Regions from separate parts of the Homo sapiens genome. Here all the other regions are linked to region 3. The links are chromatin loops, found by intact Hi-C in ENCODE. Cell type or tissue: chondrocyte. All regions are shown on one strand. Each heading gives the region's core, and the rest is flanking DNA. Links, peaks and the distances in the headings are about the cores only.

Evidence for each region. A loop is a pair of places that touch in the nucleus more often than their neighbours do. Peaks named below come from ENCODE experiments on the same cell type or tissue, not always from the same donor. Only the 100,000 strongest peaks of a DNase experiment are listed, where the experiment ranks them.
Region 1: a loop joins it to region 3, with 4 times the contacts of the local background. A loop is called at or near these places in 8 of 110 quality-filtered maps.
Region 2: it touches region 3 in a loop (2.1-fold over the local background); 5 of 110 quality-filtered maps call a loop at or near these places.
Region 4: it touches region 3 in a loop (2.2-fold over the local background); 5 of 110 quality-filtered maps call a loop at or near these places.

Annotation. Positions count from the first base shown.
Region 1 is chr10:22,813,148-22,821,516 of GRCh38, forward strand. No RefSeq gene overlaps it. Among named protein-coding and RNA genes, the nearest start is that of PIP4K2A, 100 kb to the left of the region's middle. In chondrocyte, for the core only: no CTCF peak of the experiment used is centred there; no DNase peak of the experiment used is centred there.
Region 2 is chr10:22,324,082-22,329,081 of GRCh38, forward strand. COMMD3-BMI1 (COMMD3-BMI1 readthrough) reads left to right here. Exons shown (of 14, transcript NM_001204062.2): 6 at 2,350-2,480; 7 at 2,809-2,905; 8 at 3,514-3,569; 9 at 3,661-3,711; 10 at 3,869-3,977; 11 at 4,053-4,098; 12 at 4,519-4,617; 13 at 4,967-5,000. BMI1 (BMI1 proto-oncogene, polycomb ring finger) reads left to right here. Exons shown (of 10, transcript NM_005180.9): 2 at 2,350-2,480; 3 at 2,809-2,905; 4 at 3,514-3,569; 5 at 3,661-3,711; 6 at 3,869-3,977; 7 at 4,053-4,098; 8 at 4,519-4,617; 9 at 4,967-5,000. The coding sequence starts at 2,369. Among named protein-coding and RNA genes, the nearest start is that of BMI1, 5.5 kb to the left of the region's middle. RefSeq lists a silencer at 1,456-1,835. In chondrocyte, for the core only: CTCF peaks have their summits at 1,979 and 2,182; DNase peaks (open chromatin) are centred at 1,385 and 1,722.
Region 3 is chr10:22,616,279-22,624,647 of GRCh38, forward strand. All of the region lies in intron 1 of PIP4K2A (phosphatidylinositol-5-phosphate 4-kinase type 2 alpha), which reads right to left. Among named protein-coding and RNA genes, the nearest start is that of PIP4K2A, 94 kb to the right of the region's middle. RefSeq lists a silencer at 2,162-2,456 and an enhancer at 7,348-7,848. In chondrocyte, for the core only: no CTCF peak of the experiment used is centred there; DNase peaks (open chromatin) are centred at 4,155, 4,420 and 6,175.
Region 4 is chr10:22,801,208-22,809,576 of GRCh38, forward strand. No RefSeq gene overlaps it. Among named protein-coding and RNA genes, the nearest start is that of PIP4K2A, 91 kb to the left of the region's middle. In chondrocyte, for the core only: CTCF peaks have their summits at 4,206 and 4,407; no DNase peak of the experiment used is centred there.

The sequences.
Region 1 (8,369 bases), core at 1,659-6,658, 200 kb after region 3:
GCAAGAGCTGAAGTCTTCACAGTACCTCGAACACATAAAGAGGGACACTCAGCCTAAGTGCCAGGGCCTGTCAGGGAAGGGTTGCTGGAGAAATAATACTTGAGGGATTATAAGAATTTGCCATCTGTAGGTAAGGGAAAGAAGAGGACATTCAAAGGAGAGAGAGGTGGGTTTTCTATGCATAGGGAAACACTTGAGAAAAAGAGCAGGGTGTAAAGTGTGCTGGGAGCTACGTGGAGCTCCGTAATGCTAGAGCTTAGGACAGTGTGGAGCAAGGTATGATGAAAGACATCCCCATGGGCAGGGTCCTGAAGAGATCTCCAGCCCATCCATAGTGAGCATGGACCATATCTTATGGTGAGCCACTGAAGGATTATAAGTAAGAGAATGATGTTGCCATTTTAACTCACTCTGGTGGAGAAGAGAACCTGATGAGAGGCAGGGAGATTGGCTGGAAAACAAACTCTTCACACTCAGTGAAAGGTAATAAGCTTGGATCAAAGTCAATGGTAGTAGAGAAGAGAAATGAACAGATTGGAGAAATATTTAGGTGGTAAAATCTGTGGTGGGTGAGGGAAAGTGAAATACCTAGGATTTCTCCCAGCTCCCTGGCTGGACTCCTTTGTGTAATTAACATGTAATGTGGGAGTGTGAGCAGGTATGGGTCAGGGATAGGAGAGCTGGGAATACAGGGAGATTTGTATCTCTTAAAAATAATAACTGCTGGCAGGGTGCAGTGGTTCATGCCTATAATCCCAGCACTTTGGGAGGCCGAGGCAGGAGGATCACTTGAGCCCAGGAGTTTGAGATCAGCCTAGGCAACATAGCAAGACCTTGTTTGTAAAAAAATAAAAATTAAAAAAATTTTTAAAAACCTTTTATTATTATAGAAGCAGTATGGGTAGATTGTAGAATGTAAGAAAATGCAGAGAAACCAAATATAAGATAATGAAGAGACCTGTGACCCATTGATTATAACTATTACATTCTTAGCGTTTATCCTTCCAAATCTCTTTTCCTAGGAGATCATACTGCATGTGTTGGCCTGTTAGTTACTTCTTTAAGTGAGCAGTCTCCAACTTTTCCTGTCCGTAAGTTTTCTTCTCACCTTTCTCCTAAAAAATTCCTTTATTCCTGCCTTGTCCAGGTAAGGTTCTAACCCAGGACCACGAAATGCCCCTGTTATATATCATAGACACTATTTCATACAGCAGAGTCTTTTTCTTCATGATATTGTCTTATTGAAGAGACAGTGTGTATCTGAGCATCTACCATGGCCAGATGAACTGCAGAATGTCTCACCTTCTTGGGTCTATTTGGAACTGCCTAGAGGAGGTGTCATTTAGTTTGTTCCTCTATCCTGGAGGAAGATTTTTCCATAGGCACTAGTGAAAAGCAAACAAGTAATAAGCATAGAAAATGACAAGTCTAAATGAAGTATGAAGACAGCAAATGCAATAAAATTTCAGAAAAAGGGAAATAATATTAGAGCAGGCCCTTAAGTAGCAGGATAGAATGTGGATCGTTAACCAGGTAGAGATCAATTCCAATGAGATAGAACAATGAATAAAGGCTCAGATAAAAGAGAATATAGAACTGTGATCTAATGACTCAGATTAATTCTTTTTATTCAGAGAATGCTGGTACTGCTTGCCAAAATTACTGAGTGATAGAAGTAGTTGCTATACTTGTGATTGCTGCTCTATGCAATGGAAAAATTATTGCAAAGAGCATTTTAAAAGGATATCTTGTTTTAGATTATACCACTGAAGAATACTGATTTTCCATCAATTTTACCATCTGAAAGAGTTAAAACAAATGAAATTTATTCAGAAGGTGAATTTGATACAGAAACATATTTCTATGTGTTAACCTTCTGATTGTATTTTATTTGGATCACTTAAAGATTTGCTCTGGCCTATAAGTTCAAGGAGGATATAAATCTTCAGGATATATTGCTTATGTGACCATGCTACTGAAAATTTTTTTTCTGATGAAACCAGAAAGCTTTGAATGAAAATTTTCAGTTAGAAGGTAATCTCACAGAATAAATGTAGACCCATGCTTCTGAAAATAAATGATATCAAATGTCTGCTCAAATTTACCTTAGTAATTGATGCATTCTTGTAAGATTTGATCATTTAAATAAGCAGACCTTTCCATCCTGTTAGTTTGGTAACCTAAGTTCCCACTATAATCTTAACAAGAGGATTTTTTAGATGCTGTCTTAGAATGTGGAGAGATTTGTGTGTTCCCTTGGTCTCCTTCCCAATTTAGTGAGGATCACTTACATTTCAAACCTTGACCTCATCTTTGCCTTTTCTCCCCCTCATTTTACAGAGCACACCAGTCCTAAAGTAAACCCACTGATTCATCTTAAATTTTTTTTAGTTATCATACTTTATTTTTAGTTCCTATAATGAACACTCATTTCCAGGTGCTCATCACATAGGCTATTGTATAGTAATAAATTGACTTCTTTTTTCTGGTTTATTTCATCTTTGCCTACATGCTTTACACCAGAAAAATTATTCTGAAATGCAAACATCTGCACACCACTGCCTACTTAAACAAAGACACAGGACATGACCTTCAAAGATTATAAAGCAGAATTCAAATTCTGTTATTCCTACAAAGAAACTTCTGATTCAGTTTGGCTTGTCTCCTTTTTGCCTTTTGAACATGCCCCCAAATTCACTCTCCAATCCTTTCCTCCTGCCATTTTCCTGCCTTGAATCCTCTTTCTACCTTTTTTTTCCTTTCTGAGATGGGGTCTCACTATGTTGCCCAGGCTGGTCTTGAACTCCTGGGCTCAAGTGATCTTCCCACCTTGGCCTCCCAAAGTGCTGAGATTACAGGTGTGAGCCACTGTGCCCATCCCTCTTCCCTCTCTTACTGTATCTAAGCTTGCTTGTATTTAAACCTTTATCTCATCTATGGAATTTTTCTTAATGATTTTATGGCAGAGTAATCTCCATCTTCTATGAAATTGCATAATTCAATATATGCATGTCACTCATTTTGATGTTTTATTACTCTTGGCCTTTTATTACTTATTTTCCTGTGTATGTCTTCATAATCACCTCCACTGAAAATTATTGGAAAAGATGTAACACACTTTTGTATTCTCTGTGGTGCCCCAGGGGTTGGGAAAATTAATCTAGGCATCTTCTGTCCCATAGCTCACCTCCTGAATCCCGTCACGTTGACCGTAGTGTGTCACTGTGATGGCCAGGCCATCCCCAACACTACACTCCTGGAGGAGAGTCATCAGTGTGGCCCACTGACCTATTTCCTCTTCTCTGTTGTGCACATAATAAGAGTGCATTTTACTGCCCATGCTGATGCCAGGCATGGCCACGTGATTTACTCTGGCCAGTGAAATGTGAACAGATGTATACACTTCTGGGAAAATGCTTTAAGGGCCAGTTCATTCATGAGTCATCACATCCTCTCTCCTTGTCTTTACAATCTTTTTTTTCTTTTTTTTTTTTTGAGATGGAGTCTTGCTCTGTCACCCAGGCTGGAGTGCAGTGGCACCACCTTGGCTCAATGTAACTTCCGCCTCCCGGGTTCAAGTGATTCTCCTCTCTCAGTCTCCTGAGTAGCTGGGATCACAGGCACATGCCACCACACCTGACTAATTTTTGTATTTTTAGAAGAGACGGGGTTTCACCACGTTGGCCAGGCTGGTCTCAAACTCCTGACCTCAGGTGATCCGCCCACCTCGGCCTCCCAAAGTGCTGGGATTACAGGCATGAGCCACCGTGCCTGGCTGTCTTTACGATCATAAAAGCACATGTTGAGATGGAGCCTCTGGCACCCTGGGACAGAGTGACTTTGTCAGCCACTGAGATTTTGGGGTTGTCACTGTAGCATAATGTTTCTCATGCTGACTGACACAAGAAAAAGCAATCTTGACTGGGGAAGGATGAGAACTTTGCTGGCTGTATTCCAACACTCCAGACCTGTGGCTTCTGTGTGACTCATACGTGGCTGCCATTTCCCCCTCTGTCATCATCCCAGGCTGCCATACAAAATACCATAGACTGGGTATTTCATAGGCAGAAATTTATTTTCTCACAGATCTGAAGGCTGGAAATCTGAGGTCAGGGTGCCAACATGGTCAGTTTCTGATCAGTGCTCTTTTCCTGGCTTGCAGATGGCTGCCTTCTTGCTGTGTCTTCACATGGAAGAGAGAGAGAGAAAGAGAAAAAGAAAATCTTCATTTTCTTTTTGCTTTTTTAAAGACATGGGTTCTCACTGTGTTGCCCAGGTTGGACTGAAACTCCTAGGCTCAAGTCATCCTCCTGCCTCAGCCTTCTGAGTAGCTGGGACTACAGGCATGTGCCACTATATCTGATTAGAATCTTTCTTTTCTTAAAAGGCCATGGTACTGTTGAGTTAAGGTTCCAAGCCCTATGAACTTAATTAACCTTAATTACTTCCTAGAGGTCCTATCTCCAGACACAGTCACACTGGGGGGGTAGGGAAACCTGCAAACTCATATCAAGGTGCTACATTCGCACTCAAATGCTTAATTTTTTTTTTTTTTTTGAAACGGAGTCTCGCTCTGTCACCACAGTGGAGTGCAATGGCGCGATCTTGGCTCACTGCAACCTTCGCCTCCCGGGTTCAAGCGATTCTTCTGCCTCAGCCTCCCGAGTAGCTGAGACTACAGGCGCACACCACCATGCCCAGCTAAGTTTTGTATTTTTAGTAGAGACAGGGTTTCATCAGGATGCCCAGGATGATCTCAAACTCTTGACCTCGTGATCCTCCCACCTCGGCCTCCCGAAGTGCTAGGATTACAGGTGTGAGCCACCACACCCAGCCTAATTTTTTTTTTTTTTTGAGACAGCCTCACTCTGTCACCCAGGCTGGCATGCAGTGGCATGAACACAGCTCATTGCAGCCTTGACCTCCTGGGCTCCAGCCTCAGTCCCCCAAGTAGCTGGGACCACAGGTGTGAGCCATCACACCCGACCAATTTTTTTTTTTTTTTTCATAGAGACAGGGTCTCACCATGTTGCCCAGGGTGTTCTCAAACTCCTGGCCTCAAGCGATCCTTCCACCTCAGCCTCCCAGAGAGCTGGGATCACAGATGTGAGCCACCACGCCTGGCCAAAATGCTTGATATTAATTAATGAAAGAGTTATATTAGTGGTTCTCAAAATATTTCAAGTGGTTTAGTTTCTAGAAGTCATGAGTCTTTTCATGGAATACCATGAAATATTGATTTAGTAAACATGTGGAAACTAAATATAATCTTTTGTGTTGAATAAAAAAATGATTTCTTGTAGACAAAAAGGCCTATGCACAATTTATAGCAAGAGTCAAAGTTTTAAGAAAAAAAAAATACCCGTGTGAAAACCAACAAAGAAGACACTATTATTAACCTAAATTTCTCTTTGAGTTGTGAAAAGGTCATCATTATACGATTTTTAAAGAGCAGGATATCTTAGTTCTATGCACAAATATCAATATTCTTTGAGAGGCTAGTTTGGGAATGACTTCCTTTTATCAGTGAAAAAAATATATTAAAAACTGCTGTAAAAAAAAAAAAAGAAAATCTTTACCCTATACTACTACAATGTGTTTACGTATGTTTAAAATTTTTCACAATAAAAAGTTTTAAAAATTAAAAAAAAAGTGCTGTACTCTTGCCTTTCTCATGATTCACATAGGAAGAGAAACTAAATCCTGAGTTTGTATACCACAAACGAGCTGAAAAAACATAGGTAACTGTGGGATTTATCTTGTAGCCTCAAACATTCCAAGCAATAGAGAATGTTAATTGGGGGATTTCACAAACAAACAAACAAACAAACAAATGAAAGGAAACACCTCCGTTAAATGATGCTCTTTAAAACTGACTAATAACTAATACTCATTTCAGATGAGGGCTCTGCTATAAAAAGGTCTATATCCCATGATGTATTTCTTGTACCAGTGCTATAGGTTAAAAACCTTTGGTTTTATGGGAATTCATTTCCTATTAAGTATTTCTTTTAAAACAAAATATGTGCTCTTGTTTAAAAGGGCCAATCGTTTTAGTTTTCCATCATCTGAGTTAAAATGTCTTGGGACTTTTTATCCCCCCAAAATATAAAATTTCCCAAGAAATTAAACTGAAGTTAAAAAAAAATACCCCAACAACCTTGCAGATCAGACATATGGAAAAATGTTAATATATCTTTTTAAAATTTACCAAGAAAAAATTGCTACCGGGATTTTTAAAATGTGACAAATAGATACTTCACTGCATAAATGACTACAATAACATCTATTTCTATCTTCAAAAAAAGTGATTTTTCTTCTATAAGAAGTCCACTTCCATTAGCAAAGTAAAATTCTTCTAACCTTAAACTTTGAAGTAGGCTAGTCTTAAATCTGATTAAAGGAAAAAAATTTGATATGTCATAGCTTTGTCTCCTTGTCTATTTTACATTACATTACATTAGGTATTACATTACATAAGTTACATTAATAATTTATTCATCTAGCAATGTAAGAGTATGTGTTCCAGGGAAATTTTCTAGATAGCTCAAACTTACCATTATGCATCCAGCTATATAAATCAAATCAAAACAAAACAAGAAGTTTTTAAAAATGAATATATCTTGAATGTAAAGGGGCATACAATTTAACCTTTCCTCAGTGTCTTAGGGTCCTCATTATGAATGTCAGGTAAGGTGAAATACTGAAATAAAATGATATCCCCAGAGACAAAGGAGGTGTGTACAACTATTGCATGACACGAAATGGCCCCAGACTATTCTGCCTTGACACCTGAGTTCTTCTGTTTTTTTCTCATAAGCTTCTACTTCTAAAGTTACCCCAACCTTTCCTTTGTCAAAGGGTTCCAGAGTTCATCTTTACCATGGCTTACTTCTGGGTTCTCGGTTGGGTTCTATGTCCTTCATGGTTCTATTTGTGATATACTAGGAAGGGGAGATGTTATGGTCCTTTCTCCTTCTCCGGATCTCTCCTGTTTGAAGAAATAAGTCAACCGATGCTTTATAGAAACAGGTATTTAAATAAACTCATTGATTTTTGAAGGAAGTGGGGAGATGGCAGGCAAATATATCTTGTAGAATCCACATTGTGTGGAACCTGCTGTTAGCATCTCAGCAAACTCAACAAGAACTGAGTCAGTGAACAGACCTTCAAATGTGGAACTACTCTGGAGACCTGAGACCCATCTATAACTGTCTTTCTCTCTCATCTGGTTCCAAATCCCTTCCCTAAGAATCTACTCAAAGTTAGATATTCAAGGCAGAGTAGTGACTTCATAAGCAGAGAGGTAGAGGCAGTACAAGGGAACGTCACTATCCTTTAAAAGACAACCGATCATCTCAAAGTCCTTGCTGGCAGGGGAGTTGCCACTGAGGAGGAGCAGTTGACCCAGAATTCTTCATCCTGAGTTTCTCTTCCCAGGCCCCCATGTGCTGATCTTGTGGAGACACGGTTCCTCTCTGACTCTGGCCCAAGCCTCGGTACAGCCTGGGGACTTGATATCCACAGCACAGTTGAGCCATTGCAGGGGCTTGCAAAAGATTTGATAATAGATGTGACACCTTTCTATCTACTTGTCTCACTTGACTTGGAGCTTCTCGAAGGCAGAGACTGGATGTATCTCAAGCACATAATGATCAATGGTCCTTCCTCATCAAATGTTTGTTAGGGACGCAAGCTGCAGTGGGTCCTTTTGGGAATTTCTTCTTTTTTGTTCAATTTAGCACTGAATACAGATATTGACACAAGGTGAGGCTACCTAGAATTACTGTTAATCTGATAAATTTAGCTTTAGTGCATCAATTTTGTTTTCGTTGTTTATTTTTTCTAGAGACAGGGTATTGCTCTATCACCCAGGCTGGAGTGCAGTGGCATGATCATAACTCACTGCAACCTCAGCCTCCTGGGCTCAAGAGATCCTCCCAGCTCAGCCTCTCAATGTGCTGGGATTACAAGAATGAACCATCGTGCCCTGACCAACATTGTTTTTAAAATGGCAGATTAAAATAAGAAAATCTTTGATGTTCATGAGATGGAAAGTGATAATGGTCAGAATAAATATTTCAAAGTATACACATTTACCTCAATTAACTTTTGTTTTAAACACAACAGAGATGATACTGAAGTGTAGATGCTTATATTAGAGATGCTTAATATTTTTTAATCAATAAATCAAAATGAGGAGGAGCTTGAAGGATCTTTGCTTCACTTAATTCTAATGATTGTTCTATAATAGTAAGTTCCACACCATAGCCTTAGAGAAGTTACCACTTGATTAAATTTTGTAGCTGAAGGATGAATTTTTAATGTTTTCCACTATAGTTAGCCCCAATTCACTCCAGTTTAGAATG
Region 2 (5,000 bases), core at 1-5,000, 290 kb before region 3:
TGCTCAAAGCCAACCGGTAGATAACCCTCCACTGAGGTTTGATTGTTCTCCTTGTTAATACTTGTCTTTGTGTGGTGTTGGTTTTCTGCAAGCTAGAGGAGAAATAAAGGCAGCTATTTTTATTGGAGCCCCTTCATGAACTTCGTGATCGGTGGTTTTTTAGTGCAGTATGCTTTCACAGGCAAACAGAAATATCAGCTTGCTATCTTTCTAGGAAAGATCCTGTGGTTTCACAAGGAGAATTTTCTTTAAGCACCAAGAAGGCTGTTCTTTAATTTACCAAGTATAATTTGATTTAAATATTGCTACTCTTTAGGGTCATTGCTCTACCTACAACTCCTCCGTGCCCCGCTTAGATTTATGTTAATATGTTGACAATATTCTCCAAAACAAGTAATCCAGAGATAACTGAGGAGTCAGTCACACAAGAAGTTTTCTGGTAGAGGTCGCCAGTTGCCACTGTGGTCACTTTCATAAGAGAGGCTTTGTTTTGTTTTTTACCATTTTCTAGAGGTTAGCTCTTAATTTCAGCCATTGAGCTGTGTTGATTGGTGTTTCCCTTTACTGCATTAATACACCTTAGGAATTAAAACCGCAGGTATATCTTACTGCAAGTTTCAAAAGGTCCTGGATTTCCATTCAAGGAAGATTTGAGAATGTACTTCAGTGAGGTCTGGAAGCTTAGTCTTATATCAGGTTCTGAAATGAATGAAGAAGGGGGGTTGAAGTTTATTTTTCAAGAATACTACACGAAGTATTTGACTTCCCTGACTGTCGGCTGGTGTATTGTTGCTGACAGTTCCCCATTGTGACTTTCCTGTAATAGAGGTATCTGTTGGGAATATCATTTCATCGTATGGGGGGTTTTACATTTGTTTTTCTCTCCTGTCGCTGCTTTGGGTTGACAAGCTGTTGATTTAGCGTTGGAAATGGGCTGGTCACATGGTTCTGTACATATTGTCACTATTGTACCGATTAAAGTACTTTTTCTTGCCCCCAGCATAGTTTGTCCAAATAAAACACTGGGCTTTGCCCTCTCCTCTTCTTGTAAAACAGATTTCAGTTTTCAGCCTTTCCAAAACTTTGTATCGCTCATTTAATCTACAGGAGAGCGTCACATTAGAGAAGGAAGTTTTAAAGAGGTTCGGTTCAATAAACATCTCTGCAATTTGAGCCCTGACGGTTTCGGGCTAAGTGCACAGTTGGCAATTCTCAAAAAATCCCTTCGTGAAATTTCTGACCGAGTGATTGCAGACAGGACAGACCGAGAGAGTCGAGATCTGAAACCAGCTCTGCGCACCAAGTCGACGTGAAAAGAGGCCCCCGGAGTGTCCGAAATGGCCGGGAGTGCGGTTTGCATTTTCCTTTCGCGGGCGCTGCCGCAGGCTCCGGGGTCCCCGCCGCCCAGGACTGGGTCCCTGGTCCCCGATCCCCGCTCCCCGCTCCCCAGCGCTGTGGCCTCGTGGGGCTGCCCCGCCCCCCCGGCGTCGCCGCACCCACCCCGCCCCCGCGCCGGCCCCGCCCCCGCGGCGCGCCGCCCCTCCCCCGCCCGCCCGCCCGCCCGCCGCCCCGCACGCCCGCCGAGGCTCGGGGCTCGGGCCGGGCTCCGCGCGGAGTTGCAGCGGTGGCCGGATGCCAAGTGTAAGTGTAAGTTGCTATGGAAACCCCGACCGAGGCGAGTTCCGAATCCGGAGCGAGACGGAGCCCCGGGCGCCGCCGGATCCGCCCCTCGCATCCCGGCCCCCGGGCGTCCGCCGCGCTCAGGCCCCGGCCCAGGCCGACTGGAGGTGCTCCTCCTGCGGCCCCAGCACCCGGCTCCGGAAATGCCAGGGATGCAGGGAGGGCAGAATTGTTTTCCCTGCGCGTCGCGTAAAAACGTGCCAGGTTCTGCTTGCTGGAACCGTCTAAAACAACCGGAACCCCGGATTTTCACTTGCAGATTCTTGAGGAAGTTTTATAATAAATTCGGAGACCTGGAACAAGCCCTAGTGGTTGGTAAATATCCGCGGGGATTGTGTGGCGTCTGCAGCAGCCTTGGGGCTGCTGGGCTGGAGGACAAATGGAAGAAAGAGACCCTAATACGCTCAGCTCCCAGCCCCCACCCCAGACTTTCTTCTACCTACAGGAATGATCTGAGAGACCAGAAGTAATGTTAGTTGGATCCTTTTGCATCAGTTTGGTAGAACTGATTCCGATCTGATGAGTAAATTCCTTCTGTAGAAACGTTAGGACAGCCCAGCTGTACAGTGTTAAATGAGTTTTATAAATTCAGTGTTTCAGGGTTTGTGATTACTAGATGATCTCCATTCTTGTTCTGTGAATTATGGCCATTATTTCTGTGTCTTGCAGGATTTTTTATCAAGCAGAAATGCATCGAACAACGAGAATCAAGATCACTGAGCTAAATCCCCACCTGATGTGTGTGCTTTGTGGAGGGTACTTCATTGATGCCACAACCATAATAGAATGTCTACATTCCTGTAAGTACCGAGCTTTAGCTCTCTTTTGTATCATGCGTATTTCACAGTTCGACCTGGAATTTGAAAACTGTTAATGATTCCTGCAATCTGTGGAAATGTTGGTACAAAGTGGTGAAGGCATTTTCTTCTCTTGCATCTAATGACTTTTTGTTAATATGTATTGATTGTATTACAAGCATGCAATATATGTGTTCTCAGGATATGAATTAGCTTATTTAGTTGGAAATGCCTTTCACCATCTTGTTTTCTACTAGTTCTGGGTTTCTAACACCAATGATTTATCCACTCATTTCTAAACATAAAAAAACTTCACATGTTCTACTTCTAGTCTGTAAAACGTGTATTGTTCGTTACCTGGAGACCAGCAAGTATTGTCCTATTTGTGATGTCCAAGTTCACAAGACCAGACCACTACTGAATATAAGGTAGGAAACTGTTGAAATTCCTTGTTTGTAATTATTATTGGAGTTGTATAATTTACTGAAGGCAACCCTCTTTATTTCTTCACAGAAAATTTACTCTTGAATACATAACTAATATGTGTGTGCTTTGTGGAGGGTAGCCGTTTAATTTCTTGCCATATTAATGGTGACCAAGTTTAGACAAAGTTTAGTAGTATTCAAGTGATTTTAAGATTTTTTTTTCCTAACTGTCCTTTAAAAACTGAGTTAGTTCACCTTTTTTGCATTGCTTTATGGACTTCATGACAGGCAGGAATAAATATTTAAAAGGGCTTCCATTCCTCTTTATTCCCTATTCATATTAGCTAGTTTAGTAACTTGAAAGGCACACTTCTTTTGACAGAGCAAATGTGAAGAATTTATTAGTGAATATAAAATATTTTTCTACTGATTTAAAAAGTGCTATATACAGAGAACTTTTATTCTCATAGTTTTTATCTTATCAATAATAGTTATAGACAGCATCACAATCAAGTAAAATATTATAGCACAAAAGAAGACTATAGAAACTTATGAACATTTTTAGTTCTTGCCATCTGAATTCATAGTTTTCTATTTTAATTATTTTTCAGGTCAGATAAAACTCTCCAAGATATTGTATACAAATTAGTTCCAGGGCTTTTCAAAAGTGAGTAACTTGCTTAGAAAATGAATTTAAAGAGATTATTCATTAGTTCTTTGTGTTATGCCAAATGTTTACATCTTTTTTCCCCATTCAGATGAAATGAAGAGAAGAAGGGATTTTTATGCAGCTCATCCTTCTGCTGATGGTAAACCTTTTAGGGGAGGGAAGACATTTTATATGGGGGGAGAGCTTATCTAGGAATTAAAATGTATTAAAATTGACTTTACCACTTCCATCCTCTTATATATAAAATTTATTAGGCATCTGATTTTTAAAAATTACATTTCACTATATCGTTATAGCTGCCAATGGCTCTAATGAAGATAGAGGAGAGGTTGCAGATGAAGATAAGAGAATTATAACTGATGATGAGATAATAAGCTTATCCATTGAATTCTTTGACCAGAACAGGTAAAATCTTTAGGCAATTTATTTTATGCTAATGTTTTATTAGATTGTTTCACTAATAAATTTTCTCTTTATTAGATTGGATCGGAAAGTAAACAAAGACAAAGAGAAATCTAAGGAGGAGGTATGTTTCATGTTACAAAAACATATAGAAGAAACATTGTTTGGAATCCAGATTTTATCAGGGATTGTGTTGCCCTTTAGAATATTAGGCTGTTAAATAGAAGAAAATGGTCATGTTTAATGTTTAAGAAAGGTCTACATGTGATATTTAATAATTAGAATTTATTTTATATATGATTGTTAGTCTTACAAAATATTTTAAGTAGTTCACAGTTAATACTTTGGTATGCTTGAAGATTATATTAGGAATCTGTTCATTTAGTATTTGTAATGATAGTAAACTCAGAGTGTAATTAGTTGAGAGGTTGGTCACCTCCAATTTTGTTTGATACTAGTATCTTTTATATTCAAGCAATCAAATTGAAACTTTCTTCATATCTTAAAGTAACTGAAAAAGTTACTTTTCTAAATGTACTTTTAGGTGAATGATAAAAGATACTTACGATGCCCAGCAGCAATGACTGTGATGCACTTAAGAAAGTTTCTCAGAAGTAAAATGGACATACCTAATACTTTCCAGGTATCTACTTTTATATTCTTCTTGCATTTTACATAGATTTTACAATTTTAATTACATTTTTCACTTTGGATTTTGAACCCAAAAAAGCAATAGAAAAAAAATGTGAAGTTAGTGCTAAAGTTGAAATTTATCTTAAAACATTTGGTATACATTCTCTTTTATGCTATGAAAACAAATCCCTTAACACTCTCTAGAAATAATTTTTTCTCATTTGAAGTTTCAGGAGTCTTTCTTTGTTAAAATGTTTGGAGAATATGTTTCTTAAAGCACTTTTGGATTATATTTAAATGACAAAAAATGTACATTTACCTTTGTTCTTTTATTACTTAATAAAAATATTTTTCACTAGATTGATGTCATGTATGAGGAGGAACCTTTAAAGG
Region 3 (8,369 bases), core at 1,749-6,748:
CACTGCCACACTTGGCACTAACCTTACGGCTCATGCTAGGTGCACATGTGCCAAGACCCACGTGAGGCACTCCACACACAGTATCTTATCTGATCTTTACAACCCAAGGGGGTAGAGGTGCTATTATCATGCCCATTACACAGATAAGGAAATTGAGGCTTAGTGAGATTAGAAAAGGCCCAAGCTATTAAACAGTAGAGCTGTACCTGGAACTCAGTCCAATCTTAAATCTTCTGCCAACATAACTCACATGAGTTACCTGGAATATAAAATTCAGGGAGCTGGACTGGCTGAGCCCAAGATACTTTCAAATTCCTAACAGCCAGTGAGATAAGATTCCTAGCAACTTCATAAGATATCTGCCTGAAATTTAAGTCTTCATTGTGTTCAAAAAAACTTCTAAAAGATTCCTTATTTAAAAAAAAAAAGTAATTAAGTACATGTTTAGGGCAGATGATAAAATACACACTTAACTGAATATGTACCATGGGCTACTACAATTACACCAGCTGTGGTATAATAGCACAATGTAAATCTGGAAAGAACTGTGTGACTGAAAAGTTGTCATCTAACATTTCTTGTCATTTTAAAAAAGGGAAAATAAATACTCCTCAAAGCTCCATTAAATCTTAATGAATCATACACAATATCCTTGAAGGATGTAAAATCTACTTCTAAGCCAATTATTTATTAAAGCCAATTGTCTCAGTTTCCTTCATGAAAAATATAATTAACACAAAACACAGTAACATTTATGTGGGCCTTTCCTTTTAAATTACTATATAGCCCAACTCAGAAAAGGTACCTTGATTCCTCTCCTGAGCAAGGCATTGACATTTACATCACATGCAAGTTCCCTCCAACACTGCAAAACACACAGGTTTGTTTTTTCGTGTGAGACTGGCTGACTGCAATGAGTATCACTCCTGCAGATGTAAGACTAAATTCACACTGGCAGGAAAAGAGAGGTTGCAATTAAGCTGCAAAAATGGGAATACTAAATAGCTACTGGACAAGGAATAAATAAGTGAGACCCAGCTGGTAACGGTTCTGAAATTACGGCATACAGGGGTGTCCCCACAAAGCCATCTCACAGTGTGACATTTAAAAAATAAACCTCACTAATTTATATCATTTTTAAGTCAAGCAAAGAATATGCTCATAAATCCTGAGAGGCATTATTAATGGCACTTAATTAATTCAGATATATTCACCCTAAACACTATGTTCTCAGACTAATACATAATTAGTAATTGGTTTTCATTCAGCCAAGAATATGCAAAAAGTACCAAAAAAGCCTCTCACATGTAGAGGAGACACTGAGATACTTAATCTGATTATAATGAAGACAATTCCCTACAAATTATGACATATTGAGATGAAACAGGAAGCACCCCTTGTGTGGAGCCCCTGTTGGGTATAAAGGCTGGCGGAAGTGGCAGGGGGCCTGGAGGGGGAGCTATTTCATGGCAGCATGAGCATGGGGGAAGACAGGAGATGTCGAGAGTGGGTTGGGAATTATCTTGAAAGGCCCGTGCATCCCTCCTCAAAAATCTCAAGACACAGATTGAAAAAGGGCTCACTTTATCTCCCAAGATACATTTCTACTACTTAAATATGAGGGCCTATTTTAAAACATAATTCAATAACAAAAATAACCAGAGCGAGCTAAGCACAAAGGGTTCAAGATCAATGAGGGCCCAACAGGAAGAAGTGTAACGCATAACTTGATATGATGACTATTCTAGATACTACTGTAATTAATTTCATAGGGAAATCAAACAATAAATATGTCATACCAGATTCCCTAGACTCTGCAAGTTTTGCAATTGCTTCTGGCTTCTACAAATGGATGCTCGCTAGGTTCACGACCTAAAATGTGATATGAGTTCAACATTACAGATAAAAATCTCTCCTCTCTTTCCCCACATCCCTTCCTATCAGTATCTTAAAATAGATACTTTCCACTTACTGGACTCATCCTAAGAAAACAAAATTCCTTTGTGACTCTGTGGCTGATAAAGCACACAAGGATTCCTTCCACCAAACAAATGACTTTGAACAATTTCTGCCCTGAGGTTCATTCGCTTTAAGAAGTGAATGAACAGAGAACTAAAATTAGGACTATTAAGAGATAAGAGTTGAGGGTATCCAGAGCTATTGAAGTGACTCACAGCTGGAAGTTCTGACTTGTTTTGTCCCTGTCCCGCAAACAGAAGGGCCCTGCAGTTGTGATCAGAACTTTCACTTGTTCTCCACAAAGGTTTAAAAAATGACCTCAGGTGCATTGCTAAGAAAATATTTTCCATAATGTCACCTAAAAAAGGCCATCACATTGCACAATCCCCTCCACACCATGCTCTTCTCTCTCCAGAGCTATCTGCACACAATTTATTTCTGGAGAGGTGCAGAGGGCTTGGCTGGGAGCTGAGAAGCAGAGACAATACAGCTTCCAGGGTTAGAATCATGTGCAGGAACACAGTAGTAGGCTGCCTGGCTGACACAGAATTACCCACATTAGGTGCAATACCTACGACCTCTCCTTCAGAATACTTGAAAGTTGTGTCCAATTTGTTTGTAAAATGGGGAAACTACGACTATTTATACACCAAAGTTCATATTTTTGATGTGTATTGGTAGCAACCAGAACATACTTAGAACAAAGACCATCATAAAGGCATAATTTTTTCTTACTTTTTTCTACTAAGTGTCTTATTGGGAGAATGAGGGATTACCTAAACATTTTTAATCTGATTTTCACTATCTGATATTCATGTGTAATTGTTAATTTTGTACTGGGGGAAAAAATCACCAACTTGAGCACCAGCTCTCATTTGGAAATAATTTTTATAATATTACAATGAATATAGGTTGAAACAATTAAGAACTTTAAAAAAAAAAATGAAGTTCTAATATGATTCAGGCATGTAGCCCACACTTGGAATGCTGTGGCTCTCATTACAACCTACCCTGCAAACCAAATAGCAATTTGAAAGTTCTGAGGTTTCAGAGGGACAGGCAGGGCAAATTAGAATCAGTTACAGAGGCAGGAAAAAACGGGCAGCTGAAAATGTCTGGGAAATGTACTTTTATTTGTCTTGAGGCAAGAGGTCAATTTTCTACAGCTGCTTCATCAATATTCATTTTCTTTTTCTTTTTTCTTTTTTTTTTTTTTTGAGACAAAGCCTCGCTCTGTTGCCCAGGCTGGAGTGCAATGGCATGATCTTAGTTCACTGTAACCACCGCCTCCTGGGTTCAAGCAATTCTCCTGTCTCAGCCTCCCGAGTAGCTGGGACTACAGGTGGGCGCCACCACGTGTGGCTAGTTTTTGTATTTTTAGTAGAGATGGGGTTTCACCATGTTAGCCAGGCTGGTCTCGAACTCCTGACCTCAGGTGATCCACCCGCGTTGGCCTCCCAAAGTGCTGGGATTACAGGCATGAGCCAACACGCCCAGCTAATATTCATTTTCTAAGACCATTTCTCAAAAGTTGATGTCTATCTGCAGATAAGACAAAAATCAAAGATCCAAGTATATTTTAATTAACATTTTCTTCTGAAATCTGAGCTACCTTCCAATATCTAGAAAAGAAATGCTTTTTTTGACAAGCCAAATAAAGTTATTCTGATATCAAAGGTGAGTAGGAATGAGAATAAAAGCACAAAGGTCATCCTTTCCAGGGTCCACAAACTCAAAAGCCTAAATTAATTCACTTCAGCAGATTTTTCAATTAAACAAGAATCATTAAGTCAATCTTTTGATTAATGGCTACTTGACTAAAATTAAAATGTCATCAGAAATATTTAAACTTTTGCTTAGAATCTTACTTTAATTTATAACATAGACACAAACTCTCCCATCTGTCAACTTGGTATCTGCAAGCTCAATCAGACTCTTACGGACATCCTTGCCGGCTGGCCCACTGTCAACTTCATACAAAAGAATGTAGTCATGTTAAAATTCTACCTCCCATGAACCACAGAATCTGACATAAAACTACTGAATTCAGGCCAAAAATTTATAATCTGGTACAGAGGTAATACTGGCTTTTTTAAAAATTCAAACAAAGACATTGCCAATGAAAACAAGAGCTTACAACGTGGTCCATTCAAAAGGGCCCCAGGCTCAGGGAGTCAGGAGACCTATGACTGAGCCCTGGTCAGCCACGTCACCACCCTCTGGCCTTGAGCAAAGTGCCCCAGCACTCTTGATCTCGCTTTATACTTTAAAAAACGAGTCTGAGAAGAGATCACAGTGATGTGTGCTTTGGCCCAGATAGTGATTTAGAAAATGCTTGAATTAATCACCAATCTTTTCAGACTTGAGAACATTTACATACAAATTTGGATTTCTGGCTTCTTTTAAAAATGGGAAGACCTGGCACCGGGCCCGGCATCACTCATCTGGTGCTGAGTAGCTGTGGGGATACACCCTCCAGCTGGGCACAGTTCCTGCCACTCCCTGGAGTCTCCTGCCTGGATGACTTGGCCCATTCCAGGGCTTTAGCCACCACAGGGCTCTGGTGCCTGCACTTGGGAGACATTCCCACAAATTCAAATGAATCACAAAACAACTTTCCAGAGATCCACTTAATTCCTGGAAGACACACATAACCTCTTTAAGTGTTTCATTTATGTGGATGTGGCAGTGCAGGGACAAAGATTGGAAGAAAAGCCACAGCTCCAATATTCTAATCAAAGGCATTGCAAGTTCCTGGTCTTCTTTTGAAACTGACACAGGGGACAGGGAAGAGATGCTAAATGAAGCTAATATGCCTGCAGTTGCCTGTAACCATGTCTTCAGCCACGTAAAGTTAAGCATCACCATTGATGCACAGAAAAGACGGGATAAGACAGATAAGAGCCACGTGCAGATGACATCATTTGAATCTCTGGACCTGGGGGATCTTGAGGCCAGCCTAATCCAACATCCTTTCCAGAGACAGAAACCAATCAATCCCCTAAGCTAGAGGAAGGTAAATTTCTGCCACTTGCAATTGAAGACACTCAAATACTTAATGGATGTCAAATAAGAACTTCACTCATCCAAATGGCATGACCACTAGCAATCACACAGCACTCTAAGAAACTGATCTTGAAAACTTCAAATAAACATTTTACTTTTTAGTCAGATATTTAATATGCTAAAATAATTTAATACTTCCCTGGTATCTTTCTTTCCATTCATCCTGGGATAAGGATGTTCTAAAACTAGAGTTCCCCAAGTAAGCTGTGAAGGCAAAGCTTCCAGAAGGTGCTAGATGATACCAAGCTGGCCAGAAGCCCTAAATCTCATACCTAAATCTGGCTAGCCATGGAGAAGATGGGGAGGAGTTTGGTATGTAATACAGGTGTCCCTGGGTACCCCAGATAACCACATCTACTGAAAAAGTAAGCAGTGAGTGACAGCTGTGCATTCAGAAAATCAATCACTGAAACACATCATTAATAAAACCTGTAAGACAATGGAGAAGGGGATGGCATGTACAGTTCAGCATTTTGAACTGAGATGTGTTCAGCAGACTTCACAGTTGGGACCTTCGTTAAGATTCCAGAAGGAAGCAATGAAATCCTAATTCTGTTACACCAGAACTTTTGTTTTTCTTTCCATGACCACAACAGAGGGGCCGCCTGCTTTCCTGCCCAGCATCCATCCTGAAAGAACAATGAGAGGAAGGGTACCATGCTGCCATTTACACTGCTTTCCCGGATTCCCATTTTAAGAGATGACCTGACCATGCATTTTTATCTCTTTTCCTTCCAGAAGCTCTGCTAAGATGACAGTAAAGGAAGTTAGAGATTGGGGGAAAATCAAAAACACCACCACCAAACATGACAAGAACATTGGAGAGCAGACAATAGAAAACGAGAAATGTCAAAGAATTTTTTAAAGACAGAAAAGTAGTAGAGGATTGTTAGCAGACAGAAGAGGAGACAAAGCTGCTACCTCTGTGCCGGTGGCCACTCAATGCCATGTGCTCCCAGATGCTGAGGGGCTCCACAGCTGGGGTTCAGGTGGCAGAAAGACGGTGCGCTGCCTGTTGCTGTCCATGCCATCCCATCGCATGAGAGGCACAGGACTGATTCCTCAGAAACCCCAGCCCAAGAAGCTTCGGGCACGGGAAGACCCAGCTCACACAGGGCTGGGCTGGGCGTCACGGAGCACGGGAGGAGCCAGTTACCATCTGTGCTCTGAGGCCTGGGCCCTCTGCCGCTGTCCCCTGCTCTGCTGCAATCGCACCTTTGGCCTGGGTCACTCCCCGAGGGGACACTGGAGGATTCCCATTCTGGCGGAAAGGCCCTAGAAATATTAATAATTCCGCCAGTGGGCGGCAGCACAAAGGCTGGCCTCTTCCCCACTGTCAGTGGACGGGCACCGCCACTCCACATACCCGGGACAAGTCGTCTGTCTTCCAGCACCTCGTTCTAAAACCTGACTGGAGAGCAACAAACCACCGGACATGGGAGGAAAGCCTTTAGCATGAAGGAGACTATAACAAATCTATAATTTTTTTCTCAATGCTATTTAACATCATGCAATACTAAATCGCCAAATTTAGTACTTCACAAAGTACTAAAAATAACTGAGTCACAGTAAGGTGAATGCTATTATTTTACCAAAAAAAGTATGCATTATTTCAAAAAAAAGAAGGATGAGGGGAGAAAAGAGATGGTGTGAGAGAGCCAGCATCATCTGCCTTGGCAGAAACTCAAAAGAAAATGCCTAACATGACAAATTCATAAATAATGGCACAAGCATATTACCTAGCAAACACCGGGGCAAATAATTATGTATAGCTGTGTAAACCAACATGGAACATTCTCTAAGAAATAGTGCAGAGTGAGAAAAGCGAGATAGAGATGCGTTTAATGTGCTACCATTGACTTTTTTTTTAAAAAAAAAGGTTACACATTCATGTGTTTGTCTATGAAACTCACTGAGAAAGCACAAAAAAAGCACAAAGATCAAGTTTAGGTGTCTGGGGTCGGGGGTGAAGCTCACCTGTAATGGTGAGCTTCCGTACTGTTTAAATTCTTGATCACTTGTTATTTTCATAGTAATGATGGAGAGAAAAACCAAAGTGCTCACGAAGGAAGCGTCTAACTCAGGGGCAGACCGCAGCTCTAAGGCAAGGGTCGCAAGGGTCTTCCACAAGGGCGGTGTGCTCCTCGGGGAGAAGACAGCAGAGCTTCTCTATGTACATTATACTAAAAGGCTGCCTTTACACAGCTTGTCTGACGAATGCCCTCCTCAGTCCAATGTGAGCGTCATGAGCTGTATATTGGAAGGGAGGTACCCCCAGGAACAGTAGGAGCTTAGAGGTTGGCGGTTGGCAGGGGACGTCCGTGCACTGCTCAGGTCCAGTGCATTGCAACCAATTGTAGGTTACATGTGCCCAGTTAAGTGGATTTGCAGATCATACCATCTGGCTTTAACTAAGCTAAAGCAACGCTCACAAAACAGGTAAGTGCTTAAGAGGATGCCTGAAAAACAACCACATGGGCTGAAGCTAATGTTAAACACACAGGACCAATCAACAAGAAGCCACGTGGCAGGCCTAAGACTGAGCCCTGAGCTCCCAGGGTTCTCGCTATCAGTCACATGATGAGGTCAAAGCACTGATGATTTCATCAGATATGAAAAGAATAGTTCACAACAATTAAAATGACTGGGAAGACTTTATTTAAAATGTGGGCTTCCATTCATTTTTGTTCATGATAAAGCTTCCCTAAGTGTACACTGTGCCTAGAGATACCAGCTAATGATACTCCAGAGCTATCAAAATGCGCAAGTCATTTAAAATCTAAGCACTCAGGACCTGAAGACAAACAACTCTAGTTTTCTTCACTATGTTTAACATTGGGCAGTACTACACTACAAATTCAGTACTTCACAAAATTTTATTAATTTAATGATTAACATGTAGAAGCTTCTTTCTGGGTTCCTCTGCTAGGAAAAGACTAAAAACCACATATTACTGGAGAAGCACTTGCTATTTCTACCAAGGCAAAAATGGCTTAAAGCATGTAAAAACCAATATGGCATCAAATTTGAATGAATTCCTTTGTCAGCAAATACTGCGGGCAGAGGCATAGAAACACCAGTCAATATTTGAAGACTCAAGGATTAGAATAAATTACACAGCCTATGAAGTTTGCTTTAGAATTGCATCAAAGTAAAGATGATTCTAACATTTCTCTGCTTCGGGTATTTGCTAACTTATTTCCTGTATTCAAAGAACTACTGTGTATGGTTGAGAGGGAAGAAGAATGCAAGCACTTTAAAAAAAAGTTGTGGAATTTAGGAGATGAGTCATGCACTTTTCCCTTATAAAACATGTGTTCCAAATTCATGGACCTTTGCAGGGG
Region 4 (8,369 bases), core at 1,901-6,900, 190 kb after region 3:
CTTCAGCCTCCTGAGTAGCTGGAACTGCAGGTGTGTGCCACCACGTCTGACTAATTTTTGTATTTTTTGTAGAGATGGGATCTTTCCATGTTGCCCAGGTTGGTCTTAACTGCTGGGCTCAAGCAATCTGCCTACCTCAGCCTCCCGAAGTGCTGGGATTACAGGTGTGAGCCACTTTGCCCGGCCTGTATTCTTTTATTAATTTAAATACTATGTGAATGGTATATGTTCTGTTTCAAATTTTAAAACATGAATCTTATTTATGAGTTCCTTGATAGATTTTCCAAGGGGTGTCAATTGCTTTTGAGACAGAACAATAATTTTTCTACATTCACCCTGAACACTTTACTATATTCAGCCCAAGAGAATACTACCCACTGATGAACTAATAGAAGAAGCAGAAAACCAAATTAACAGAAAAATGCTTTAGGGAGCTGGGACAGAGTAGTATCATAATGTGCTATCAATATAACTTCAAGCCATTTTACCAAAAATTGAAAAAAAAAAAACACTGGAGACATTGTAATACCCAAAATTCTATACAGCACTACAGTGTGAACCAGCCAGTAACATTTAATCTAAATTCTTCAATAGCTCTGCCCTGGACCTGTGTGCTGTTCTTTAACTAAATAGCAAAATAGGTGGCTCAAGTGGTAAGATGCACGACCCATCTGTGTTTGAGTCAGGGAGAGCAGTTCCCAGCTGGATGGCTCTAGAAGTGTGAGAATGGCAGAGAGCATGATCTACTCACAGATGCTATACTAACAGCCAAAGAGGGGCCTGTTGTTTAGAGAAAGAAGCTATTTTTAAAGTTTAACACAACTGGAAAATTTTGACTCTGCAAGATCAGGAAGTCATATTTCATTTTGATGAGACCCTAGCAGAATTCTCTGTGCACACTCAGAATTATGTTTTAGAAACTAGAAATATCCACAAGGGAAGCTATCAAATTATAAATATCTTATAAACTAATGCCTAAGGATAATAGTAAAGTTGCTTGAATCAACGGAGATAAATCTTGGGGCTAGAAAGCAGGGTTTGTTTTTTGTTGTTGCTGTTGTTGTTGTTTTTTGAGATGGAGTTTTGCCCTTCTTGCCTTTTTGCCCAGGCTGGAGTGCAGTGGCACAATCTTGGCTCACTGCAACCTCCACCTCCCAGGTTCAAGCAATTTTCCTGCCTCAGCTTCCCGAGTAGTTGGTATTACAGGTGCCCACCACCACGGCCGGCTAATTTTTTGGATTTTTAGTAGAGATGGGGTTTCACCATGTTGGCTAGGCTGGTCTCAAACTCCTGACTTCAGGTGATCCTCCTGCCTCAGCCTCCCAAAGTGCTGGGATTACAGGCGTGAGACACCACACCCAGCCGGGCTTGTTCTCTTTAGGATCTCACAAAGTGCCTAACACTGTGGGTGCACAGTCAAGATTTCGTTGAGGGCTAACTCAGCCTTACTTTGCATGTACAACAATTATAAGAACGATAATCTCTCCAACAATATATAGATGTTAGATGTTGGAGGCTGCAACATCTACCTTCTTCAACCTCTGATGGATGCACTCAATGCAGACCTATCTTATGGGGATCAACAGGCACATTTCGTAAAATGGCCAGATCAACAAATCTTCTCTCCCGCTTTTTTAAATCTCCAGTGCAGGAAAAATGTTAGGGATACGTAATTCCAACTAGGGGCCAAAGTAGGGCTCCTGGCCCACCAATTTTTTTTTTAATATTTCCAGTCCCTAGAGTACCCTTGGGGGAGGAGTACCAAGTAGGTCTTACTGCACATTGTCACACTCAGGGCACAGGAAGCAGCAAAGAACATGGTTTCTTCTAGTCTATCAGGAAATGAAGAATTTGGGCAAAACCGATTGGGCAAAACAGATGTAGAAACACTACATCATGTGTGAAAGGCAGTCAAATGGATGTCAAGCTCTTCAATATCCCTCCCCAAAACTCTTTGATGGGGTGTAGGTAGTTGCCATTTCTTCTATGAGCCAAGTTGAAATTATAAGTAGGAAGCATGAATGTTTCTCCTCATAATAAAATAGACAAGCATGGTTTTAATTTTAGATCAAGGAGATTCAAGTTAGAGCTAAGCAACACTCTTCTTTCAGTAAGAATTATTCACAATGAAAACAGTTCTCAATGAAATGCTCAAGATGTGGCTTACAAGTGAATGCCTAATTAAAGTCAGACTTCCATATTGTTCATGCATGCACTATAAGAAACAAAAAGTGGGGCATACAGCCAAAAATAGGAGATTCTGGACACAGAAAACATAGACAAATGTGCTACAGTAACTCAACAAGATTGACAATAAATATTCCACAACTGATCATAAATGATTTGTTTTCAGAACAAATTAATGAAAGATTGAGTTGAAATTTTTGTTTATAAAAGAAATCAGAAATGTATGGGAAGATTAAGCTTCTATTTGTCACCCTGCAGGAATGTTCTATTTGGCTCCAGGGCTTTATTTAAGAATGAAGTTTTACTCTTCTATGTAGGAATGCTCAGGCTTGGAACCAAAATCTATCTGCAGAGCCACTGATCTCAAAACACAGATTATCCTCTCTCTTACCTCTCGCATGACTTAAGTTCCCATTCTTGAGCTATCTATTTCTCCTTCTCTGATGAAAACTTTTCAAATCTCACCCGTTAGAGGAAGTTGCTTTTCCTTTTGCCAAATGATCCAAATAATGTGTGGTTCAAGGTGATTGTTCTTCCAATCCTCCAGGTGCCTAATCTTGTAGGGCACACAACCTTTTTCCACGGGGCTTTATTCTGAGGAAGATTCTTTTGTGAATCAAGATACAGCTGCTATAACTTGAGAAAGTGTAATAAGACCCCTTGGGTGAGCCATTACTTTTGAGTGAAGAAGGTAGTACTGAAGATGAAATGCAGTGAGTTCACCGGCATCTGCGTCTGCTGCTGCCTGGCTCATCTAGGGTCCTAGGATTGCTACTTGACCACAATTCAGAAGATACCAAGAAGAACTCAAAGAAATGTATCATTCAGTTAATTTTCACATTAGCTTACCAGCTTCCAAATAATATAAACAAGGTGGATGGTGTAATTAAAGTGTCAACAAGATTTTAGAAAATGTATAGTTCATGGCACTGTGCTAGGAAAACATTACTCGTGTAGGTCTGTGGGTAAATATTTTACTAATATTTACCTAATAGTAAAGTTGTTATGCCCACTTTAGCTCCCTATTGATTTGGAAGACAGAGGATATTTTAGATGAAATGTATAAACAAAGGCAAATCTTGATTTGGATTCCTTTTTTTTTTCTTTTTCGAGACAGGGTCTCACTTTGTCATCCACAGTAGTGTGCAGTGGCGTGATCATAGTTCACTGCAGCCTTGACTTTCTGGGCTCAAGTGATCCTCCCACCTCAGCCTCCTAAGTAGCTGGTACTACAGGTACATGCCACCACTCCTGGCTAATTTTTTTTTTCTTATTTTTTTGTAAAGACAGGGTCTTATTGTGTTGTCCAGGCTGGTCTCTAACTAAAAGGCTCAAGCAATCTGCTTGCCTTGGCTTCCCTAAGGGCTGAGGCTACCATGCCCGACTTTGATTCAGATTGTTAGTGAATATCAGAAGGTTCATACAACCTTTATCATTCAGCATCATGCATTGTAGACATATACTTTTAAACAATCAAAAATAAGAAACCTGGAAAATAGAATTTTCTTGAAAAACATCTCCAGTAGTGCGAGGGACACATATTTTGTGATCACCGTCTGCTAAGGTGTATTTGCAGGTCTTCCTTTTCCCTCTTGCAATTGCTCCCTGTGTTTCCTTGTGAAGCTGTGTTACGTGAGCCCAAGCAGAGATTCCGCCTAGGTATTCTATTAGCTTTTACAGTAACCAGTGTGTAGAAAACACAAATGACGGAAGTCATTGCTTTTAAAGCCCTTCTCACAAATGAATTTCCTTTGGAGACGCAATATCCCAGGAGCATAATAGATTTTCCTCTCCCTTCTTCCATTTGAACAGACACGTTCACAGCTAACTAATCAGTTGCAATTCTAATCTATATTTCTGATTTGTTTACATGCATCATGCAGGCTGGCAATCTTTTGAATTTAAATGTGACTTAAAGTAAAATAAAATAAACCACAAGTAAATGACACAGAATTGCTAACAGTAGGAACTTTGTTTACATTCCACATTCTGAAAATATTTTGTTCAGCTGGCTAGGGAAACCACATGGTGGAGACAGACTGGGTGAGGATTTGGTTTACTGCCTGGCTGGAATCAGGATGGAAAAAGGGATGGCATGTGATATGGCTGTCTGTCACCTCAAATCCAGAGAAAGAACACATTCTCAGCACACATGTGATCTGTGCTTTAACAGAAGAGCTCTAATAATCCTAGCCAGATCATCACGTGCGCCTGGCACTGGGCCAGAACAATATGCCAGTCTATTGGAGTATTCAGATAATAACCGTCTCTTCATTTCTGCAGTCATCAGCAGGTGCTGCTTCGTACATGACTCTCTTGGAGTCTGTTTGTTCTGCAAGTCCTTTGTTCCTGCCTACTTTCTGAAATTATCCTCTAATACAGTCCTATTTCTCCCTTCCCACCTACATTTGAAGGTTTATTGAGAGGCTTTCGTATTCTTGTTGGTCTCGCTGCCTTTCCCAGATGATGACTCCAGCTCAATTAAATGAAACTTAGCAATAGCTGAGGAATGGTCACTAAAGGGACAAGATGCATTGAAAACACACAGATGCCCTTTAACGTGGGCTCTGTCCTCCAGAGCAGAACATTGCAGTGAATGCACCTGTACCAGGGTGCATCCTGGTACAATTACTTGGTGTAAGAAATGAGAAAGAAGGCAGGAATGGAGATGAAGACAGAATTTAGAAGGGAAGAATGAGATTTTAGCAGGCCAGTTCTAATAGCAGATGCTCCTAAGATGCAACTCAGAAAATTAGTTATTTCATTATCCCTTTGTTAGGAATATATTGCCCACATGAAGAGAACCAAAGGAAAAAAAAATTTTTAGAGATGTAAGGACACTGTTCACATTGTTGTTGTCTTTTTTTTCTTTGAAAAAACAAGTCTCCTTAAGCACATGTGTACCTTGGGATCTCATCAAGGAACTCATCCTGCTTAGGGATTTCAGGAGCTCCAACAGAGAGTGCTTGGAGTACTTAGAAGAGGGGTCAAGGCATGGGAAGAGCAGAAGTCTCCTCTCCCAGCCTTTGATGTGTCCATCTGGAAAGGAAAGAATGTCTAGTAGCCACTGTGAGAAGCAGAAGAACTGAAACTGTTCCAGATTCTATAGGCATGTCTCCAATTCTCTGCCCTCCGGGGAAATTAAAGGCAGCCCCTGCTGCCTCGGCACCTTCCCTTGCCTCTGTCTTCCCTTTCCCCGCCCTGGCCCAAGCTCACCTTGACCAGCTCCAATCTCTGTTCTCTGAGTCTGGTGACAGGTCTTGAAAAGCACTGCCCTGCTTGGATGTTCTTTGGCCACACTCGGAGGAGTCTTGCTGTCCATTTTCAGGGGAGTGGTGTCCCATCCTCCAGCCTGGGCCTGCTTTCTGCTTGGTGTTCTTTAGTCCCAAGCTTCACAGACCTACTCCTCCATGCGCCCTCAGCCTTTCCTTCCAAACTTGCAGGCTTTGGAGAGAGCCTTTCAACTATGAGAGCCTCTCATAGTTATCAAAGAGCAACACATCAAGCTCTAGAATGAGAAAAGAGAAAACAAATGGAATTCTGGAAAAATTCTCCAGTAAATTTATAAATGCTTAGAGAAAAACCTTTCCCCCTATGACACAGACTTGTTCATGAAACAGAAGAATAATTTAGTTAATACTTTTAGTTCTCAATGAAAGAGGATATTTGGAACACACACATGCATACACACACACACACAGAGATCAAACTTTAATCAAAAGCAATAAAAAGCAGACTTAACACTGTAGAAAACTCTACCATGTGTAGATAACTAGCTTAAGGAAATGATTTAGATTGTGAAGGAATTTTTTTTTTTTTTTTTACTTCATTGAGTTCTAAGTCATTTACAATTGTCCATTTTACGTATACAGTTGGATGAGTTTTGGTCAACGCACACAGTTGTGCAACTATAATCACAAGAAGGTTTCCAACAGTTTTATCACTCTCAGACCTTCCTTTGAGCCCCTCTGCAGTAAGTCTCTACCCCCACTTCAGTCCTTAGCCCAAGGAAACTAGTAATCTGCTTTCCGTCACTGTAGTTTTGCTTTTATAGAAGTGTTTATCAATGAAGTCATACAATATATACTCTTTTGTGTCTGGTTTCTTTCACTTAGCAGAAGTGTTTTTGCGATTCATTCATGTTGTTCATTTTAGTAGTTCATTTCTTTTTATTGCTGGGTCCCTTGTATGGATACATCACATTTTGTTTATTCATAGGTAAGCATTTGGGCTGTTTCCATTTTGGAGGTTATTATGAATAACGCTACTGTGAGCATTCACATGAAAGTCTTTACGTGAACATATGTTTCCATTTCTTTTGGGTAGGTATCCAGGGATGAAAATGTCGGTACATTGGTATGTTGGTACATGCATATGGTAAATGCATATTTAAACTTTAAAGAAACTGTCAAACTGTTTTTCCAAAGATTTGCAGCATTTTGCATTCTTACCATCAATAGATGAGGGTTCCAGTCACACCACATCCTCATGTACCCTTGGTGTTATCTTAATTTTAGCCATTTTAATGGATGCATTTTGTTGTCTAATTTTAGATTTAATCTGTATTTCTCTACTGATTGATGATATTAAATAAACATCTTTCTGTGTGCTTCTTGGCCATTCATTTATTTTTATTTCGTAAATGTGTAGTCAAAACTTTTTTTGCCCATTTTTTCCATTTGGATTATTTGTATTCTTCTTCTTGAGTTTTAAGAGTTCTTTTTATATTCGGGGTACAAATCTTTTGTCATATCTATGTTTATTTTATATTCATATATAAATACAGATTTCCAATCCATGGCTTGTCTCTTCTTTTTTTCTTTTCTATTTTTGAGACAGGGTCTTGCTCTGTCACTCAGGCTGGAGTGCACCCTCAGCTCACTGTGGTGCCATCTCAGCTTACTGCAATGTCTGCCTCCTGGGTTCAAGTGATTCTCGTGCCTCAGCCTCCCAAGTAGCTGGGATTACAAGCATGTGTCACCATGCCCAGCTAATTTTTGTAGTTTTAGTAGAGACGGGGTTTCACTATCTTGACCAGGCTGGTCTCAAACTCCTGGCCTCAAGTGATCTGGCCGCCTTGGCCTCCCAAAATGAAGTCTTTTCATTTTTTAATGGTATTTTTCAAGAAGCAAACATTATTAACTTTGATGGAGTTCAATTTAACAGGTTTTTTTCCTTTATAGTTTGTGCTTTTTATCCCCCATCTAAAAAATCTTTGCCCTAACCCAAAGCCACAAGAATATTTTCCTGTGTTTTCTTCTGAAGTAAATATTTTTTATTTATTTATTTACATTAAAAAGAGTATTTATTGAGTACTTACTATATGCCAGGCTTGGAGCACTTCATATATATTATTTCAATAAATCTTCATAACAATCCTAGGAGGTAGGCTGTTTTGGTATTTTGTTTGTTTTATATTGTTTTTATACGTAATTACCTGCTCTACTGTTCTCTTTTAAAATTTCAATAGTTTGGGGAGAACAGGTGGTGTTTGGTGCATGGAAAAGTTCTTTAGTGGTGATTTCTGAGGTTTAGGTGCATCCATCACCCAAGCAGTGCACATTGTACCTAATGTGTAGTCTTTTATCCCTCACCCCACTCCCATCCTTCTTGCCCTCACTCCAGGCCCCAAAGCCCATTATATCATTCTTATGCCTTTGTGTCCTTATTGCTTAGCTCCCTCTTATAAGCGAGAACGTAAAATGTTTGGTTTTTCATTCCTGAGTTACTTCACTTAGAATAATAGTCTCCAACTCCAATCAGCTTTCTGCGAATGCCACTATTTTGTTCCTTTTTATGGCTGAGTAGTATTCCATGGTATCATAGATAATACATTATCTTTATTCACTGTTGGCTGATGGGCATTTAGGCTGGTCTCATAGTTTTGCAATTGTGAATTGTGCCGCTATAAGCATGAGTGTGCAGTTTCTTTTTCTTTTTCTTTTTTTTTTGACGAGATGAAGTCTTGCTCTGTCACCCAGTTGGGAGTGCAATGGTGCAATTTCAACTCACTGCAACCTCCACCTCCTGGGTTCAAGCCATTCTCCTGCCTCAGACTCCCAAGTAGTTGGGATTACAGGCGTGTGCCACCATGTGTGGCTAATTTTTTGTATTTTTAGTAGAGATTGGGTTTCACCATGTTGGCCAGGCTGGTCTTGAACACCTGACCTCAAGTAATCTGC